Linked DNA regions of Homo sapiens: region 1 is linked to region 2. Evidence: chromatin loops called from intact Hi-C (ENCODE). Cell type or tissue: heart right ventricle. All regions are shown on one strand. Each heading gives the region's core, and the rest is flanking DNA. Links, peaks and the distances in the headings are about the cores only.

Region 1 (9,809 bases), core at 1,834-6,833, 95 kb before region 2:
GACTCTACATCAAGCTAGTCCAACCTGCGGCCCATGGGCCACATACAGCCCAGGACGGCTTTAAATGTGGCCCAACAAAAACTTATAAACTTTATTAAGACATTAATTTTTTGTGATTTTTTTTAAAGCTCATCAGCTATCATAAGTGTTAACATATTTTGTGTGTGGTCCAAGACAATTCTTCTTCCAGTGTGGCCCAGGAAAGCCAAAAGATTGGACACCCTTGCTTTACATGTTTACTTGTTTATTTTTATTTTTGAGGCAGAGTCCTGCTCTGTCATCCAGGCTGCAGTGCAGTGGTGCGATCATGGCTCACTGCAGCCTGGAACCCTCGGGCTTAAGGGATCCTCCCACCTCAGCCTCCTGAGTAACTAGGACTACAGGCACAGCCTACCATGTCCAACTAATCTTTTTATATTTTGTAGGTACAGGATTTCTCCATGTTGCCCAGGCTGGATATGAACTCGTGACTCATGGGCTCAAGCAATCCTCCTGCCTTGGCCTCTCAAAGTGCTGGGATTACAGGTGTGAGCCACCGCACCTGGCTGCCACTTGGTTGTTTTAAACCTGAACTCAGTGGTGGCCCACACTTGACTACCAAGTGTGATATGTCAGAAATTCCTTGTTTGTGGGCGGCAAGCCACCCAGGTGCCCAGGCAAGAGACTGAAGGCACAAGCTGTTCCAGTATAATAAAGAAAATAATTAAATTAAGAAAAGTTATACTAGAAATAAGATATAGGTATGATTATTATTAATCATTAGTTTGTAGTATTACTTTGTTCTATTATTATAATAATCTCTGTTTTATAATTATAACCTAGAAAAAACCAGGCCATACAGAATTAGGAGCTGAAGGGACACTGTGAGAGATGACTAGAAGACAAGAGCGTGAGCCCTCTGTCATGCCCAGATAAGGGCTTCTTGAGAGATCCTTGGTCTAGTGGTAGCGCCAGTGCCTGGGAAGGCACCCGTTGCTTAGCAGACCTTGGTCTAGCAGTAGTGCCAGTGCCTGGGAAGGCACCTGTTACTTAGCAGACTGGGAAAGGGAGTCTCCCTTTCTCTGGAAGAGTTAGAGAACACTCTGCTCCACCAGCTCTTGTGGGAGGCCAGGCCTGCCTGCAGTCATCCGGAGGCTTAAACATCTCCCTGTGGTGCTGTGCTTCAGTGGTCATGCTCCTTGTCCACTTTCATATTCTGCCTGTACGCCTGGCTCCTCCTTTTAAGTTCTTAGAAGATAGCAGTAGCAAAATTAGTGAAAGTATTAAAGTCTTTGATCTTTCTGATAAGTGCATAGAAGAAATGCTGATGTATGCTGCCTTTCCTCTCTCCCTCGGCTACCTGTCGGGTGGACACGTGACTTGCGTGACCTTATCAATCATTTGAGATGACTCATACTCCTTACCCTGCCCCCTTGCCTAGAATACAATAAATAGCAGCGTGTCCAGGCATTCAGGGCCACTACCGGTCTCCGCGTCTTGGTGGTAGTGGTACCCTGGGCCCAGCTGTCTGTCTCTCTCTTTGTCTTGTGTCTTTATTTCTACGATCTCTTGTCTCCGCACACGAGGAGAAAAACCCACAGGCCTGGTAGGGCTGGTCCTTACACTTGTTCAATGTAGAGACAGAGTTAGAGAGAGGCAAATATTGGGATGGATTCATGATGTGTGACCTGCTCGCCCACTCCTCTGAGCTCCAAGAGGGCCATAGAGAATGCCCCCTTCACCAAGACTTAGAACAATAAATTGGTGAGGAGAGCACTGGCATCCGTGGAAAACACTGTCATGGCTGTCCACTTTTGGACAGGAAAAAGTGGAACATACAGCAATTCAAAAGTTGTTATTGTTGTTGTTTTTCCTCCAACTTCAACAAAGATGAAGCCAGGAGAGGCAGAGGCTTGGTAGTAGCTCTTGGGCAGCAGACAAAAGGATGAGCTACCAGAACAGACAGATTAGACATTAGGGACACAGAGCTAATAAGAGTGGATTGACCTGCGGGCTGTTTAAAAGATGTCCCTGCGACTGAAACAGAAGAGCAGCCCACTCCTCTGTCTAGCCTGCTTAATCTGTAAAGCCCTCCTACCCCGATATCTAGGTCTGGTGAATGAAGCCCTGATTTGAGGACGCTATGGAGAATGAGGGCTCCTCCATGAATTCCCAGAAGGCCCATCCTGACCAGCTCCAGGCCAGGTACCATGCCTACAAGGTCAGGGGCAGCATCGCACCAGCCTCCTAAGTGCCGACCCTAAAGCGGGAGTTCTCCATCAGGGGCAGTTTCCTCAGAAGTACCCTAATCCCTTGGCCCTGGGCAGGGTTCTGGCTGGACATAGTCTGGAGTGAGGATCTGAGTGAAACCGCGAGGGCGACATTTCCCATTCAGACAAGGAATCTAGCAGGACCGGGGTCCAACAAGTCGGCTCGGCCATTTCCACCCCCTAGGCACCGGCCCTGCCCCCTCGTCCCTCGCAGGCGCCCTGGTTCCAGCCAACCCCTGGCAGGGGCGCGAGCTGTCTGGAGAGGGGCAGCCGGTATCCATGACATGTCCTCTGGCGGCGGCTCCCGGGGCCTCCTGGCGTGGCTTCTGCTCCTTCAGCCCTGGCCCGGGCAGAACTGGGCGGGCATGGCGGCGCCACGCCTCCCGTCCCCTCTCCTCTCAGAGGAGGGCGGCGAGAACCCCGAAGCGAGCCCGGCTCCAGGACCTGAAGCGGGCCCCCCACTCAATCTGTTTACGTCCTTTCCAGGTGACTCACTGCGTGGGAGGCCCGGAGGCGGAGGTTGGGGCGCCAGGCTGGGGCAGGTGCTACCTGGGAGCCTGCGGTCCGCGGCCCGGGGAATCTGAAGCGTGGCTCGGGAGCCCCGGGGGACATGGCCTCCTTCTTGGCTGTCGTCGGGGCGCCCGGGGGAGTCAACTCCTGTGTCTTTGAGTGAGTTCTTCATCCTACACTATCCTCACCCCAGTGTGTGGCCGAACCCCTCTGAGAATCGTGGGAGGAGTGGACGCGGAGGAAGGGAGGTGGCCCTGGCAGGTGAGCGTGAGGACCAAAGGCAGGCACATCTGCGGCGGCACCCTGGTCACCGCCACGTGGGTGCTGACGGCAGGCCACTGCATTTCCAGGTGAGGAGCGGCACGCGGGGCTGGGGGCCGGCCCCCTCAAGCACACACAGTTCCATTGCCCCGGCAATTTGGCGACAAAGAAACAAAACTCACAGTGAAGCCGGAGTGCATCGGTCGTCTTGCTGTAGGCATGTCTAAGTCGGGCAGACAAACCAAGTTTGAGAGTGATCAAGGAAGGGTTTTTGGTGATGGCGATGGGGTGGTAGGGACAGTGGCCCGGGAGGTTGAGGCCAGTTTCAGAAACATTGGAAATGTATGGAAAAGGCACAAAGGATGTTTCCCAGGCCTTCTCTTAGAGGCATCTCTTCCACAGCCGTTTCCATTACAGTGTCAAGATGGGAGATCGGAGTGTCTATAATGAAAACACAAGTGTGGTGGTCTCAGTCCAAAGAGCTTTTGTCCACCCTAAGTTCTCAACAGTTACAACCATTCGAAATGACCTTGCCCTTCTCCAGCTCCAACATCCTGTGAATTTTACCTCAAACATCCAGCCTATCTGCATCCCTCAGGAGAATTTCCAGGTGGAAGGTAGGACCAGGTGCTGGGTGACCGGATGGGGCAAAACACCAGAACGTGGTGAGACTTCAAGGCAGGAAGCAAACTTGGGGCAGAGAGGAGGCACCCTTACTCCTGGAGTAGACATGAAGGCCACAGAAAGGGGCAGGGAGGCAAACTGCCTGGTGAGTGGCAGGTGGTGAGGGGCACGCAGTTTAGCAGCAGTCAGGGTCATGGTTCCTGGTTGGCTTGGGTGACATCAGAAACTGGGTTGAGTTCTTTTGTTGCAACACAAATATTTGATGGCAGCCATTTAGGAAGACTTCTGTCCTGGAACTGGAGTTGCTCAGCCAGGAGAAGAAGAAACACATGGGCAACATCTCCTTCTGTGGATTCGTGGGGGCACTGTGCTTGACTGGTTTGGGGGATTTTTAGGTTCCCTGGACAGAGCAAGATGCTATAAAGTTCTCCCCAGGAACAGCTCAGAGGGTGATGAGCTGTCTGCCAGTCAGAGCTGCTCCTCATTCGAAGCACCTGCTTTGGTGGATAGGGTATTTTCTGTTCCTGGGGATGTAGAGAGAACCAGAAGACTCCTATGGGTCGGGTGTATGCCCTCCTATCCCTGGGGAGAAGCTGGATTTGGTACTTCTGGGGCATTTTCTGCCTGAGAGTCTGTGATCCTGCTCTAGACAGTAAAGATGCTTTACTGATGCACAGGACACACTCTCACTATTACTACTGATACTTACAGTGACGATACTTGGTTGTCATTTCTCAGGTTGGCAAGGCCTTGCCTCTCCCTCTCCTGAAATATTCTTCCTGTTCCTGTCTTGGTTTTGTTTCTTACGTCCTCCTCTCTCCATGTCAACTTTGGGCCTTCTGTGTCAAATGAGAATAATACTCACTGCCTTGGCCTTTTTCCAGAGGGATGCTGGGTGCTTAGGGGCCTATTGTCCACTTGTGCAGATCTGATGATCTTCTTTGATAGGAGAGAAACTTGCATCAGAAATTCTTCAGGATGTGGACCAATACATCATGTGCTATGAGGAATGTAATAAGATAATACAGAAGGCCTTGTCATCTACTAAGGATGTAATAATAAAAGGGATGGTCTGTGGCTATAAAGAACAAGGAAAGGATTCTTGTCAAGTAAATTCATGGATCCTTTCCCCATTCTCAGATGGCAGAGTCTGGGTTATTTGCTGCTTCCTCTATTCACACCTAGTTGAGTTAAAGAGATTCATAGAGGGAAACCTGCCATGGCTGCCCTAACTTGGCCTGGTCTGTTCTTTCAAAAGGGAGATTGCACTGCCTGGGGGCACTGCTGGCATGTGGGAAAGTTGGGGTGGGTAATGCTAATAACATATGCTGTACTAATTGAGGTTCTCCTATGTGACGCTCACCATGCCAGTGTGGACATTAACCCTCATTATCTCAGTTAAACCACACCACAACCCCGCAACATAAACATCACACCCCTTGGATGAATGTGAAAGGTGATATCCAAGGACATTACTTCAGGATCCTCCTGTGAGTACCAACTCCCAGACCCATGCTCTTCCCTCGGCACCAAGCTGCCTTCCTGAGGAGGAGGCATTAGAGCTGGGTCTTAGAGAATGAGTATTTGGATTTCTTGGAAAGAGGAAAACAGCATTGTAAGAAGAGGGAATAGCATGTACAGTGGCTCAGAGGTCTGAGGGAACTTCTCATGTTAAGGGACACTTTACACATTTGGAGAAATGAGGCAGCAAATGTGGCTGAGAAGTGGGTTGGAGTCAGAATGTGTATGGCTTGGAGTGCGGTGCCAAGTTTCTAGATTTTGCTCTGGCAGGACTTGGGAGGGAGGCTTGGTGAGCATAATTAGATTTGCCTTTTAGATAAATGACTCCCTGAGCTGTGTGGTGCATAGATAGAAGTCTAAATGCTTGTTTTCATCACCTAGGCTGTGATAAATGGAGTCCTGAGCAGTGCCTGGGGCAGGGAGGCCGGTGAAGGTGTTTTTGAGTTTGACCCATTCATTCTTGTTGACTGACTGCATGTAGGGGTGGGGGTGAGGGAGAGGTTCAGGAGGACCCTGTTTTTCTGACTGAGATGATTGGTCAGCAGAGGAGGTTTGGGAAAGGACACGCAGAATTCTGCTTGAGTTGGAGGGTGTGGGGCTGTCTGAGAGTGGAACTGAAAATATGGAGGGAGCTGGCTATGTAGGTTAGGAGTTGTAGAGAAACTTCAGGCTAAATATGAGGATTTAGTGGGCTGCCATGCAGAGGTTCAAGACGTTTAACAGCCACTATAGTTTGGAAAATGAGAAGCCATCATTTTCTCAGAGCATATTAAAGTTTTCCCATTAACTTTTTAGTTCCCATGCTCACATATTCAGTTGTCATATTCACAGAAATCTGGGTGGTGGGGCCTTTGAGGTGCCAGAGGAAGCCCTATGTGTGCCTGTCTCCTCAACACCTTGTAGTACAGTCAGTCTGCTCTGATATAGATCCTATTCAATTTCTGAAGTTCGTTTCTTTCTCTTTCTCTAGGGAGATTCTGGGGGCCGCTTGGCCTGTGAATATAATGACACATGGGTCCAGGTAGGGATTGTGAGCTGGGGCATCGGCTGTGGTCGCTGAGGGTTGCCTGGAGTTTATACAGAAATTGGTGTCTACAGTAAGTGGCTGATTGCAGTGGTGGATCAGGCTACCTGTTTGTATCCAGCAGTGTTCCTCATCTTAGTCCTGCATTTGGTGCTGCCCCTGGGCATCCTGGTGGCCCAGTGATCACCCCAGCCCACTCCCCTTTTGTTTCTGAGTCTCATACTAGGCCTCTCCTCCAACCTCCCACTCCTTCTCAATGCCGTTTCTGAAAATCCCAGTTGGAATCCACGGGCCCTCTGGAGATCCATACAATAGAGCACAGCAGGGAGACTGGGGCCTGGAAAGTGCCCCTGCCTGGTGCTCTGGTCACCTGCCTCAGCCATGCCTGCACCAGGGCTGTGCTCTGGCTAGTGGGAAGGAGGGGGTGAACTAATTCCAGCTAGAGGACCAGCCTCCCTGCCAGGTGGGCCACAGTGACTCATCAGTATCTGGGGGAACATCTATCAAAGAAGAGACATCATCAACAGTGAAGCAAGTGTTAGATGTGGTTCTGGTTTCAGGGCTCCCACCTAAGACTTTGTGAAACCAGCCAGCTGGGTGATTGCTCAGCGTGAAGGAGGCGTTACCAGGTCCCTGCAGAGGTGTGAGGCCTGGGACTTCCACTCTAGGCTCAGTTGTCTGGGGCTGGGAGAAGTTCCCCTGCAGCCCAGTGTGGATCCATCTGTGAGTGGACAGCCTCTGCCACACTAACTCTCTTGGGGCTACCCATTCTTGGCACCCCCTTCCTCAGTGCCCTAGTGGCCACTTTCAGAGACACTACAAGTTGTATTGAGGCAGTTATGGAGTGCAGAGTTTTCAGAAATCAACTAAATAAATGTTTGGAGAGTCTCCTATGTTCTCCATGTCTACTGGCCTGGTTATTGGGGACACTGAAGACAACTTACCTCACATTAAGCTTAGGAAGATGTTGATGATTCTTTTTAAACTAAAGAGTGAGAGAGGAAGTCTCTGCCTGCCCAGTTGTGAGTTGGATGGATGGTTTTAGACAGTTGGGTTTTGCTGCCTATGCTCTCCATGGCCATCAGCATTTCCGCATGGAGCTTTGTAGCTGAGTTTGCTAGTCATTGCATCTGGGAAGGAGGAAGCGAGAGAAACTGGAAGCAAGAGAGTGGTCAGGGCACTACACCCCAAACTGCAACCTCCATTTTCTGCCTATTTCTGCCCCTCCTTCTCCAAGCCTTGAGCACCAGATCACTTTAATCAGGCTCTATGGAAAACACAGGGCTGAGGGTTAGGGAGATGACAGGTTGGGGTGCTTACTGATTCTGGCTCATTTCCCTCATTACCCTATGGGTCCCAGGGTAGTTCTTTGATATGATGCAGAGCCCATTATTGCTTCCAGTTTCCTTCTTTGTTTATGAAACATTGAAGTTGCCTCCTTTTAGGAGAGGATTAGTGTGTTTTGCCTATGGAAAGAAGGTGCATGTGAATATTTACTTGAATAAAGATTGGTAGAGGCTGGACAGTGGCTCACACCTGTAATCCCAGCACTTTGGGAGGCTGAGGAAGGCAGATTTCTTGAGCCCAGGAGTTCGAGACCAGCCCAGACAACATGGTGAAATCCCGTCTTTTCACTAAAAATACAAAAATTAGCTGGACATGTTGGTGCATGCCTGTAGTCCAAGCTACTCAGGAGGCTGAGGTGGGAGGATTGCTTGAACCTGGGAGGTCGAGGTTGCAGTGAGCCGAGATTGTGCTGCTGCATGCCAGTCTGGGCAACAAAGTAAGACTCTGTTTAAAAAAAAAAAGGGTAGAGACTGGCGGCTAGCTACCGTTCTGATTACTATCAGATTAGGTTTGCATGTTATTGAACCTCATATAAATGGAGCCATATAGCAAATGCTCTTTTGTGTCTGGCTTCTTACCCTCCACATATTTTTTCCACACATTGTTTTTGAGATTCATCCATATTGGACCTAGAATTAACCGATGCAGATAACTATTGGATTTCAAGACCTACTATAAAGGTATGGTAATTAAGACAGAGTTGTATTGGCATAAGGTGTTGTGCTGGAGCCCTGTTGATTCTAATAGGGATGGCACTGTATCCACGAGGCTGAAGAAAAGAGCTGGAGGCAGTGAATGAGACATAGGGTTTATTGGGGGGACTTATATACAGGGGTGGTCCAGTGGCAGTAGGCTGGACAGGAGAACTGCTACTGTTTGTAAGAAACATGCATTTTCACCTAGCACCCACCACCTAGCAACCTCCATCTAATCCAAAACAAAGGGCCTTGATCCCCCTATATGGCCTGTGTTCCAAGGGATGGGCTGGAGGTTCAGATGTTCTTCATAGACAAGGAGGAAATCTCTAGGATGGCCACTCCTGGATTCCTTAGCTCTGGAATTTGAATACACATTCTTCTTAGATGGTAGGGTCATTCTCCAGGTATGCTTAAGTTAAATTATTGCTTTCAGGTGCATCTGCCATACGTATATATATCAATGAAACAGGATAGAGAGTCCAGAAATAGGCCCCCACCCATATGGCCAATTGATTTCAACAAAAGTGCTGAGGTAATTAATTGGGGGAAAGGGTAAGTCTAATAAACGGTGCTGGAATGATGCGATATTCCTATGCAAAAAAAAAAAAAAAAAAAAAAAAAAAAAAAAATGAGCCTTGGTCCTTATCTTGCATTATGTAGAAAAATTAACTGAAAACATATTATAGAACTAAATGTAAAACCTGAATTTATAAAGCTTCTCTAAGAAAGCTTGAAGAAAAATCTTTCTGATCTTTAGTAGGCAAAAATTCTTTAAATAAGATTCAAAAAGTATGTACCACATAAGAAAAGAATGATATATTGGATCTTAACAAAATTAAAATCTTCTGCTCTTAGAAAGACAGTATTAAGAAAATGAAAGTAAAAGCCACAGACCTGAAGAAAATAGCAACAATGTTCACTGTTAAAGAAAAAATTATTCAGTAATATTTATTAAAGCACAGCAAGGAAGACTTTATTGAAGACCATTAAAACAGGTTTAGGGATCACTGCAATAGGGTCTCCCAGGATGAGGAAGAGAGACTGGACTCAACTTTGAATGCAGCGTAGACATGTGGGAATTTATAACCAAAGAGCAGTGTGGGGATCAGTGGATGGAAAATTACTGAGAAGAAACATCAGGGGTGTCTTAGTTCATTTGTGTTGCTTTAACAGAATACCACAGTCTGGGTAATTTATAAAAGAGAATTTATTTTTTACAGTTCTGGAGGCTGGAAAGTCCAGTCTTAAGGTGCTGGCATCTTGTGAGGGCCTTCTTGCTGTGTCATCCTGTGGCAGAAGGCAGAAGGGTGAGAGAGAGAGAGAAAGAGAGAGAGAGAGAGAGATAACTTATAACCTGAAGCCCTTTCATAATCAGCATTAATTCTGTTATAAAATTTGATTATAATGTATTAATTGGTGGAGCCCTCATGACCTAAACACTTCCCATTAGGCCCATCTCCAAACATTTTTGCTTTAGGGATAAAGTTTCCAACACATGAACTTTGGGGGACACAGTGAAACCATAGTAAGGGGTAAGAGGGATCCTGGCTAATCTGACCTAACAGAATTCTTGCT
Region 2 (10,540 bases), core at 2,977-7,976:
TGCCTGCCTCCTGTTCCTGTGCTGGCTGCTGCAGCCCCAGATGGGCTCCTGACCTCCCTACCTTTTCCTCCTCCTGCCTTGCCTCTGCTGAATGGGGCCAGATGGTTTGACCAAGGTCATGTGTCCATCTTCAAAAAGAGTCAGGGTGGGGAAGAGTAACCCCTGGGAGAATGGGTCTGGCTTTGGCATCCCGGTGAGGAGAAGTGTGGTGGATGACTAGGCCTTGGGTGAGCAGGAGAAGGGAAGTGTGGCCTAGAAGGATTCTGGAATCTGGGACCAGGAGAGCAGGGATTAAACATGTGCAAACTTGAGCTGACTCTTTTCTCTTTTCTGGGGTAGTCCTGGGGGTTGGCCGTGGGTGGGATGGCAGAGCTTCCTGGAATTAAGTCTGCCAGGAGGCTGTCTGGAGTGGGGACTGCTGGTTTTTGCTGTATCATTAGTGCTGGGGTTTAAGGAAAAAGTCTGGGCCTGTGACCTCAGTTTCCTTGTCTGTAAAGTGGGCATGCTGTTAAGGGAACAGTTGAAACATGCAGGCTTTTAGGCTGCAGTAGGAGTGACTCACAATAGTACTCCAAAAGCAGCTTTCTTTTTTTTTAAACCAATTATAAAAGTAGTGCATGTTTATTGTAGAAAATTAGAAAACATAGTCGAGCCTAAAGAAAATAGACGTCCCCTGGAGTCCCACCACATGGAGGCATCCGCTTCTCATTTTGGTATATCTTCTTCTACATTTTTTTCTTAAAAATTATTGCTCATAGGCCAGGCGTGGTGGCTCATGCCTGTAATCCCAGCACTTTGGGAGGCTGAGGCGGGTGGATCACGAGGTCAGGAGATCGAGACCATCCTGGCTAATATGGTGAAACCCCGTCTCTACTAAAAAATACAAAAAATTAGCTGGGCGTGGTGGTGGGCACCTGTAGTCCCAGTTACTCGGGAGGCTGAGGCAGGAGAATGGCTTGAACCTGGGAGGCGGAGCTTGCAGTGAGCCGAGATTGCGCCACTGCATTCCAGCCTGGGTGACAGAGTGAGACTCTGTCTCAAAAAAAAAAAAAAATCTATATATATCTCTAGAGCTATACAGATATATATCTATATATATCTCTAGAGATATATATCTACATATATCTATATATATCTCTAGAGAGATATATATCTACATATATCTCTAGAGAGATATATATCTACATATATCTCTCGAGAGATATATATCTACATATATCTCTAGAGAGATATATATCTACATATATCTCTAGAGAGATATATATCTACATATATCTCTAGAGAGATATATATCTACATATATCTCTAGAGAGATATATATCTACATATATCTCTAGAGAGATATATATCTACATATATGTCTATATATCTGTATATATAGATACATATATCTAGATATATATAGTGGGTTACACCCTATCAATATAAAACATGCCTTTTGTCCTATGTAACATTACTTGTTTTTTCAAAGATCCAGATCAGAGTTCATTCTTAATTTTGGCAGTTCTTCTAATTGATTAAGGTACAATTTTATATTTTGTACTTTTTTTCCTTCAGATTTTCCTCTGGTTTATTTTCTACTCTTTATAGTTTTTAGATTTGAGTATTTAGGTCATTTATTTTCATTCTCTGTTATTCAATAATAAATATCTTTAAGGTTATGAATTTGCCTTCAAATATATATATATATTTCAAAGATATATATATCTAGATATATATATATATCTCATAATCTTCTTTTTTAAGAAAAAAATGTAGAAGAAAATATACCAAAATGAGAAGTGGATGCCTCCATGTGATTATTTTATTGCTCTTTTTGTAACCTCTTGAGTAGTGGGCTTAGTTCATTATTTTAGAGTTCTTTGTGTTCTAGTATTTTCAGTTAATTCCATAAATTTTCCTCTGAGTCCCACTTTAGCCATATTTCACAGGATTTGATACGTACTGGCCTCATTGTCATTCATTTCTGTATTGTTTATAATTTCACAGTATATTTCTTATTTAGTCCAAGAGTTATATAGAAGGGTGTTATTTAATTTCCTGATGGGTAGTTCTTGGGAGGAATGAGGGCTTCTTTTTCTCTATATCACTACAGTCATATGCCACATAATGACATTTCAGTCGATTACAGACCACATATACAAGAGTGGTCCCATAAGATTATAATGGAGCATATATAGAAACCTGATATATGGTAGTTGATAGTGGCATTGCAGACAAGTAAGGGAATGACTGACATTCACTAATGGTGCTGGGACATTTGGTTTTCCTGATGAAAAAATACATATACATAAAAATATATATGTACCATCTAGGCGTGTGTAAGCACAGTCTTATGTTTGCATGGTGATGAAATTGCCTAACAATGCATTTCTCATACTGTATCCCTGTCATTAAGTGATGCACGACTGTGTATGAATTTAATTATTTCTGCATTTTTGAATTTTTTGAGGTTTTATTTGTGGCTTAGTATTTGGTTAGTCTTAGTGAGTGTTGTGCGTCTGAAATGAAAGTGTGTGTTTTCACAAGTGTTCATTGCAGCACTATTCACAATAGCCAAGACATGGAATCAACCTAAAGGCCTATCAATGACACTGGATAAAGAAAATGTGTTACACAAACACCATGGAATACTATGCAGCCATAAAAAAGAAAGAGATACGTCTTTTGCGGGAAAATGGTTGGAGCTGGAGGCCATTATCCTTAGCAAACTAATGCAGGAACAGAAAACCAGATACCACATGTTCTCACTTCTAAGTGGGAGCTAAATGATGAGAACACATGGACACATAGAGGGGAACAACAGCAGCATTGTTCCTGGAGCCTCCTTGGTTTTAGTGATGCAAAGGAGGAGGGAGAGGAGCAGAAAAAATAATTGTTGGATACAAGGCATAGTATCTGGGTGATGAAATAATCTGTACAACAAACCCCTGTGACACAAGTTTACCTAAGTAACAAACCTGCACATGTACTCCTGAACCTAAAATAGTTAAAAGTGTGTGTTTTAGAACGAAGTTTGAGCCATAACTGATTGGATCAGGCTTGTTGATTGTGTTATTCAAATTATCTCAACACCTGACATATTTTACGGCTGCATAATTTGTTGATTTCTAAGAAGTTTACTGCAAAACTTAAGAATTTGCCTATTTCTTCTTGCACAATTCTTGCTTTCTATGTTTCAAAGCTGTGTTGTTAGGAATACAGGGTTCATGCCTGCTGTATTATCTTAGTGGGTTACACCCTATCAATATAAAACATGCCTTTTGTCCTATGTAACATTACTTGTTTTTTCAAAGATCCAGATCAGAGTTCATTCTTAATTTTGGCAGTTCTTCTAATTGATTGAGGTACAATTTTATATTTTGTACTTTTTTTCCTTCAGATTTTCCTCTGGTTTATTTTCCACTTTTTATAGTTTTTAGATTTGAGTATTTAGGTCATTTATTTTCATTCTCTGTTATTCAATACTAAATATCTTTAAGGTTATGAATTTGCCTTGGGCACACCCAGTAAGGTTTTTAAATAACGTATTGCTCTAATTATTAGTATTATTTTATTAGTAGTTTATAGCTATTCCGTCTCTCAAGGACAGAGTGAGTTGGAGAAGACTCTCCCACTGCAAGAGAGATTTTCCAGCTTCTCATGTGTTGCTGATTGATTTTGTTTCATATGTTTGATGTTATTTTATTGATGGACAGAACTTTATGATGTTACATATTGCAATTTGTGCCTTTTTCAACACAAAATAGCTTTCTTTTTCTGTTTAAATAATTTGTCTTGAATCATTTTTAGAGATTCACATTGCCATTGCCACTTTTGCTTGCATATAAATATATTTTTGCCTATCTTTTAAAAATTTAATTAATTTCTAATTTTTAAAATTAATATTTTTTGAGACAGGGTCTCATTCTGTTGCCCAGTCTGGAGTGCAGTGGCGTGATCTCAGCTCACCACAATCTCAGCCTCCCGGGTAGCTGGGACCACAGGTGCATGCCACCACACCTGGCTAATTTTTTAAATTTTTTCTAAAGACGAGGTCTCACTATGTTGGCTAGGCTGGTGTCGAACTCCTGGGCTCAAGCCATCCACCCACCCCAGCCTCCCAAAGTTCTGGGATTGCAGGTGTGAGCCACCAAGCCCAGCCACATCTTTTTACTTTCACCTTATTTATGCCACTTTGTTTTTGGTGTGTCTTTAATAAGTAGTATGTGGATGGGTTTTTTTCTACCCAACATGAAGATCTTTTTATTTTAAAAGTAGAATTCTATGCATTCACATTGGTTGTGATAACAGATATGCCTGATCTTTATTCAGTTATCCTGTTTTGTTTTATTGATTGGTTGTTTCCCCCAAAGAATTATTTTCTGCAAAGGCAGAAGAGTGATAGCGTTTCTCTTCTCTGAAGTTTCTCTTTTCTTTCTCCCTCTTTCCCTTTCTATGTCTTTCCCCCTGGAGGGAATTTGATTGTACAGATAATAATTTCCTTGATTTTCTACCATATAGCTCTAAAATTAGTTTGTTTTGCCTGTTTTTTAATTTCATACAGTACACAGACTGTATCTGACTTTTGTATCTGAATTGTCTCACTCAGAATAGGGTTATGAGCGTCACCTTCCAGCTAGGTGTAGCAGCAGCTCATCCATTCTCACTGCCGCTGAAGATTCCGCGTAGCTGTTGCACCTTGGATGGCAGTTGGGTAGTTTCCAGCTGGGACCCTTCCCAGCAGCACTGCTAGTGAACAGTCTCTTGCACCTGTCCTGCTGCATCTGTGCAGTTTCTAGGGCATGAAGCCAGGAGTAGAACTGTGGGTTGTGGGGTAGGCACACTTTCTGCTCTGCTAAATGATTCCAAACAGTCATTTATAGTGGTCATGTCAGTTTATCTCCCCAGCAGTGTGTGAACAACCTCGTCACTCCGTGTCCTTGGCAGCACTGGCTGCAGGGTGGAGCAGGAGCTTCCTGCATGGACAGTGTGAGGAGCCTGGGATCCTTGGGAAGGGAGACCTCGGGGGAGTGGTGACGAGGTGTCCCCAGATGTCATTCATTCTGCTGATTTGTGAAGACCCAAGTCTGCAAGTGGCTTCCTCTTAGGAAGCCACCCTGCCAGGTTAAACATACCTAGATTTCCTCAACCCAGGAGCTCTTTCCTTTGAAAATACAGACCTTGGGCTGGGCATAGTGGCTCATGCCTGTAATCCCTGGAGCTTGAGACCAGGGCAGCACAGTGAGACCTTGTCTCTCAAAAAATTAAAAAAAATTAGCCAGGCATGATGGTGCACACCTGTGGTCCTAGCTACTCGGGAGGCTAAGGTAGGAGGATTGCTTGAGCCTGGGAGGTGGAGGCTGCAGTGAGCTATGATCTCACCACCATCACACTCCAGCGTGGTGACAGAATGAGACCCTGTCTGGAAAAAAAAAAAAAAAGAAAAGTAAAGAAAATACAGACCCTGAGGGAAAAAAGAAACCTCCAGTTCCACCTCAATCACATCACATACTACAAGAACTAGTTATCTCCCTCTCAGTGCCTCAGTTTCCACACCTCCAGGGAGGCGTGAGAGGGGGTTCACAAAGGAGCCTGGGCTGGGCACTAGGGTGCTTCATGGGCCAGGTACCAGGCACTGTCACGAGCCAGGCACATCGTACTGTCACAGGCTCAGAACTACACACTGGGGGCACCATCAAGGCCAAGGCTGGACATAGGGTACACTGCAGAGAGCTGGGCCTAGGAGGCACTGTCACGGGCCGAGCACCGGGAGTACCACTCCAGGGAGGTTCCTGACAGCAGCATCACCTTGTGGCCCTGGCAGGGCCTTGCCATGACCACACTGCCTCCTTCTCAGAGTCCTGTGACTGCCACAGCCAGGTAGGCCTCCAACCTTGGGGCGGATGCCTACTCCCCACAGTCATGAACACACAAAGCATGAGTTCTAGAATCTTGGCATAGTAGAGGTGCCCCATCCCCTCTGCCTCCACATCCGTTAGAAGGAGCATTGAGGAGTAGATACCCACTTGCCATGGCCTGTGGGCCGGGGGATCTTCAAAGCCTTACATCTCCGCTTTCCTCTGCCAGATTAGATTATCAGCCGTCTATTGAAGGTAAGGCTTCAGGGGCATGGGACGGAGGCTGGAGGGGTCTGTTTGCCGGGTGCCTGTGTCGGGCTGTCCTCATGCCTGAAGGGCCTTGGTGTGTCCATGTCCTGGTGGGTGGTACATCCTCAGCAGACTGGGGACCCAAACGGTGTCAGGGCGGTTCCAATTTCAAGGGTGACCATGACAGGAGGGAAGAGCCTTATTAAAAATGGGGGAACGCAGTGGGCACAGTGGCTCACGCCTGTAATCCCAGCACCGTGGGAGGCCAAGGAGGGCGGATCACTTGAGACTAGCCTGGCCAACATGGCAAAACCCTGTCTCTACTAAAAATACAAAAATTGGGCATGGTGGTGCACATCTGTAATCCCAGCTACTCAGGAGGTTGAGGCACGAAAACAGCTTGAACCTGGGAAGTGGAAGTTGCAGTGAGCTGAGATCACACCACCGCACACCAGCCTGGGTGACAAAGTGAGACTCCATCTCAAAAAAAAAAAAAAAAAAAAGGAACAGACTAACACTAACACTAACACTAACATCCATGGAACGAGTGAGCTTGTTTGGGAGGCACAGTCATAGGAGACCCCATCTTGCGATGATGAGGAAGTGAGGCTTAGTGCCCACTCTGTATCAGCGCGGCTGAGACTGAGTGAGGTCGCAACACCCTGTGAGGCGAGCTTCACCAGCATCCCATTTCACAGTGAGAAACTGAGACTCACAGAGCTTCAGTGGTTTGCGAGTGCTGTAGCCAGAATTCAATACCTGTGTTCAATAGACTCTTTGGGGGTGAAAAAAGGATGACATGCAAATTCGTGAAGCGTTCCATATTTAAAAAAAAAAGATTAAAATTTTTTTAGAGACAGGGTCTTGCTCTGTCACCCAGGCTGGAATGGAGGGTGCAATCCTAGTTCACTGTAGCCTTGAACTCCTGGGCTCAAGTGATCCTCCCGCCTCAGTCTCCTGAGTAGCTGGGACTACAGGTGTGCACCACCACACCTGATTAATTTTGCTTTTGTAGAAATAAGATCTCGCTATGTTGCTCAGGCTGGCCTTGAACTCCTGGCCTCAAGCCATCCTCCCTCCTGGGCTTTCCAAAGCTCTGTGATTACTGGTGTGACTTTCTCCCTTTCTTATCCTTTATGATGTTTAGTTAGTAAATACCTGTAGCAATCCAGACTGGGCCTGTTTAAAATCTCCATCTCACACCTGGTTCAGTGCAGCCTGCTCTCTTCTCACCCCTGCTGCTGGGGCCAGTGAGAGTCAAGGAGGGAATGGACACACATCTCTACTCACTTCCCTACACGGTCACAAGGACTGCACCTCCAGGGGCATGGGTGGCCCCTAGAGCAGTGCAGTGTGACATTACTCTTCACTGGGGACAGGCAGCCTGGCCGACTTGTGCCCCATCACCTATCCCCTGGCTGACAGCTCGCCCCTGTGGTGATTCTCTCTTCTGCTTCTCTCCCCCAACCATCTGTTTGTGTAAACTACGGGCAAGGATGAGTCCTGGGTGATGGCTTACAACAAGCCCAGGAGGAGTTGTCTGGTCCTCATTGTTTGGGAACTCTAGAATGTGGGGTACCTGCTGACCCTGGCCTTTGGTTGCCTTTTTTTTTTTTTTTTTTTTTTTTTGAGATAGAGTCTGGCTCCGTCGCCCAGCCTGGAGTGCTGTGGCACGATCTCGGCTCACTGCAACCTCCACCTCCCAGGTTCAAGCGATTCTCCTGCCTCAGCCTCCTGAGCAGCTGGGATTACAGGCACGTGCCACCACGCCAGGCTAATTTTTGTATTTTTAGTAGAGATGGGGTTTCATCATATTGGCCATGCAGGTCTTGAACTCCTGACCTCAAGCGATCCCCCCACCTTGGCCTCCCAAAGTGCTGCAATTATAGGTGTGAGCCACTGCGCCCGGCTGGTTGCCAGTTTTGAGGCAGTGGGAAAAGCCCCTTCTCACATGTGCATGTGGCAGTGGCTGCTTATGACAGGGCTGGAAGGCAGCTCTCTCTGTCTCAAATCTGCTGTGTCCAGGGGTGTGAGGGTTGCCCTTTGCTGCCTGAGATCCTCTTTCCTCAGGGCCCTGGCTCCGGGCCTGCGGTCAGACCAACGTGTCCTGCAGGGTGGTGAAGGGGAAGCTGGTAGAGGTAGGCAAGTGGCCATGGCAGGTGAGCATCCTTTTCCTGGGCACGTACATCTGCAGTGGCTCCCTCATCCACCACCAGTGGGTCCTCACGGCTGCGCACTGCTTGCAGAGGTCAGTCAGCGGGGGCTGGGGACTTTGCTTTCTGGCCTGGGGAGTCCCTGGTGAATCTAGGGATCTGGGAGCAGGGGGCCTGGCTGGGTGGTCCTGAGCTCAGGGCCTGTCTCCTCCTTTACTTATGGCCTTACCATTGGCGACCTGCCTCCTACCCATGGTCCTGCAGATTCAAGGACCTCAGCCTGTACTCCGTGATGGTGGGAGTCCACCAGCGCCCAGAAAATAGCACTCAGCTCCCGCTCACTCGCATGGTGATTCATAAGGATTTCAGCAATCTCATGTCTCAGGACATTGCCCTCCTAAAGCTCAGGGACTCCATCTCGTGGTCCCCCTTCGTCCAGCCTGTCTGCCTCCCTAACATCAAATTCAAGCCATCCATTGGAAGCATGTGCTGGGTAATCGGCTGGGGAACTACAGGGAAAAAAGGTGAGTGAAGGCTGGCAGAGGTTACAAGACACTCGCCTCCTCAGAACACAGCCCCATCACGGGCTCCTTCATTCATTCCTTTATTCACTCATTCACTCAGGCAGCAAACATTTCCTGACCTCTTAATACAAAGATGTACCCAGTGCTCTAGTGTAAAAGACACATGTGACCTGCATGGACCTCAGTTCCCAAAGTGAAGTTAAATGAAATGCCAAGTGCTTACCCTGCAGCATGGCAGGAAGTGAATTCTTGGTTATTAATGGAGTTCCCATTAATGGCATGAGGGCCACGATCTCAGGACATACTGAGGTATTGAGGTTTCTCTATCCATCTTGTGTACTGGTTATCCTGAGGTACCCCCAAATTCCTGGAGGTCCGGCCCCTGTTGGTGCTCTCCTTGGGTCCTAGAATCTGGGAGGCTTTGTGGGGGCCTGCTTTCCAGGGGGTGCCGTCTTGGGGCTCTAGGGTCTTGGCACCTTGCCGGTGGCCATGGGGCAGAACTGAACTCTTCACCCTCATGGAACCTGAATTCCTGGAGAAATCCCCTCTTGTCCTATTTGTCCTTTGGTGCCTGGATATCACTCCAAGCCCCTTGGGACACTTTTGTGTAGTCTTTTTTAATGAGCTGGGCTGTTTCAAAAGTTAGGCTGTGGGCTGGGGCCTTTATCAATCACCATCCCAGGAAATGGCCCTCCCTCCCACCTTAGCAAACGTGGACAACTCTGTGATGGGGATGTGCCGAAAAGCAGAGGGGATGACAAGGCTGGCTCTCTGTTTCCTCAGTGACCCCAAGTACCCCCTACAGTCTTCAGGAGGAACCAAGAGGTGGAGGTTGCAGTGAGCCGAGACTGTGCTACTGCACTCCAGCCTGGGTGACAGAGTGAGACTGTCTCAAAAAAAAAAAAAGACACATGCCACGTATGTTTATTGCAGCACTATTTACAATAGCAAAGACATAGAACCAACCTAAATAGCCCCATCAATGATAGACTGGATAAAGAAAACGTAGTACATATACACCATGGAATACTATGCAGCCATAAAAAGAATGAGATTGTGTCCTTTGCAGGGACATGGATAAAGCTGGAAGCCATGATCTTCAGCAAACTAACACAGGAACAGAAAACCTAACCACCGTATGTTCTCACTCATAAGTGGGAGTTGCACAATGAGAACACATGGACACAGGGAGGGGAACAACACACACCAAGGTCTGTCGGAGGGTAGGGGGCAAGGGGAGGGAGAGCATTAGGACAAATACCTAATGCATGTAGGGCTTAAAACCTAGATCATGGGTTGATAGGTGCAGCAAACCACCATGGCACACCATACCTATGTAACAAACCTGCACGTTCTGCACATGTATCCGAAACTTAAAGTAAAATAAAAAAAGAAAAGAAAAAAGAAAAGAAAAGAAAAGAAAAGAAAATCTCCTTCCCCTGGGCTTCCATTTAGCCTGTAAAATAAGGGTAAAATACTCTTGTCCCTGTCCACAGTGAAGGTAGTGATGGCAGTCCTTCTCAGGTTAGTTTACCACTTCTGGGCATCAGCTACATGCCCAGATGTGGGCCATGTGCGGGCAGAACCTGTTTTGCATAAGTGACATTCATTCTGCCAGCACAGAATGAATACTTCTGCCACCTGCCACTTGCACCTTCTATTCAACATTGGTTTTGAGATTTATTCATATGGATACGTGCAGGTTTTATGCATTAAATGCTCTACAATATTCTCTTTTGTGAATATGCCGCAATTTACCCAAGCTCTTGTTTAT

What was found. Peaks named below come from ENCODE experiments on the same cell type or tissue, not always from the same donor. Only the 100,000 strongest peaks of a DNase experiment are listed, where the experiment ranks them.
Region 1: it touches region 2 in a loop (2.3-fold over the local background); 3 of 110 quality-filtered maps call a loop at or near these places.

Annotation. Positions count from the first base shown.
Region 1 is chr3:46,826,820-46,836,628 of GRCh38, reverse strand. It overlaps the pseudogene PRSS42P. Among named protein-coding and RNA genes, the nearest start is that of MYL3, 32 kb to the left of the region's middle. RefSeq lists an enhancer at 6,443-6,572. In heart right ventricle, for the core only: no CTCF peak of the experiment used is centred there; no DNase peak of the experiment used is centred there; H3K27ac peaks cover 118 bases.
Region 2 is chr3:46,731,862-46,742,401 of GRCh38, reverse strand. It overlaps the pseudogene PRSS46P and the pseudogene PRSS45P. Among named protein-coding and RNA genes, the nearest start is that of PRSS50, 19 kb to the right of the region's middle. In heart right ventricle, for the core only: no CTCF peak of the experiment used is centred there; a DNase peak (open chromatin) is centred at 4,911.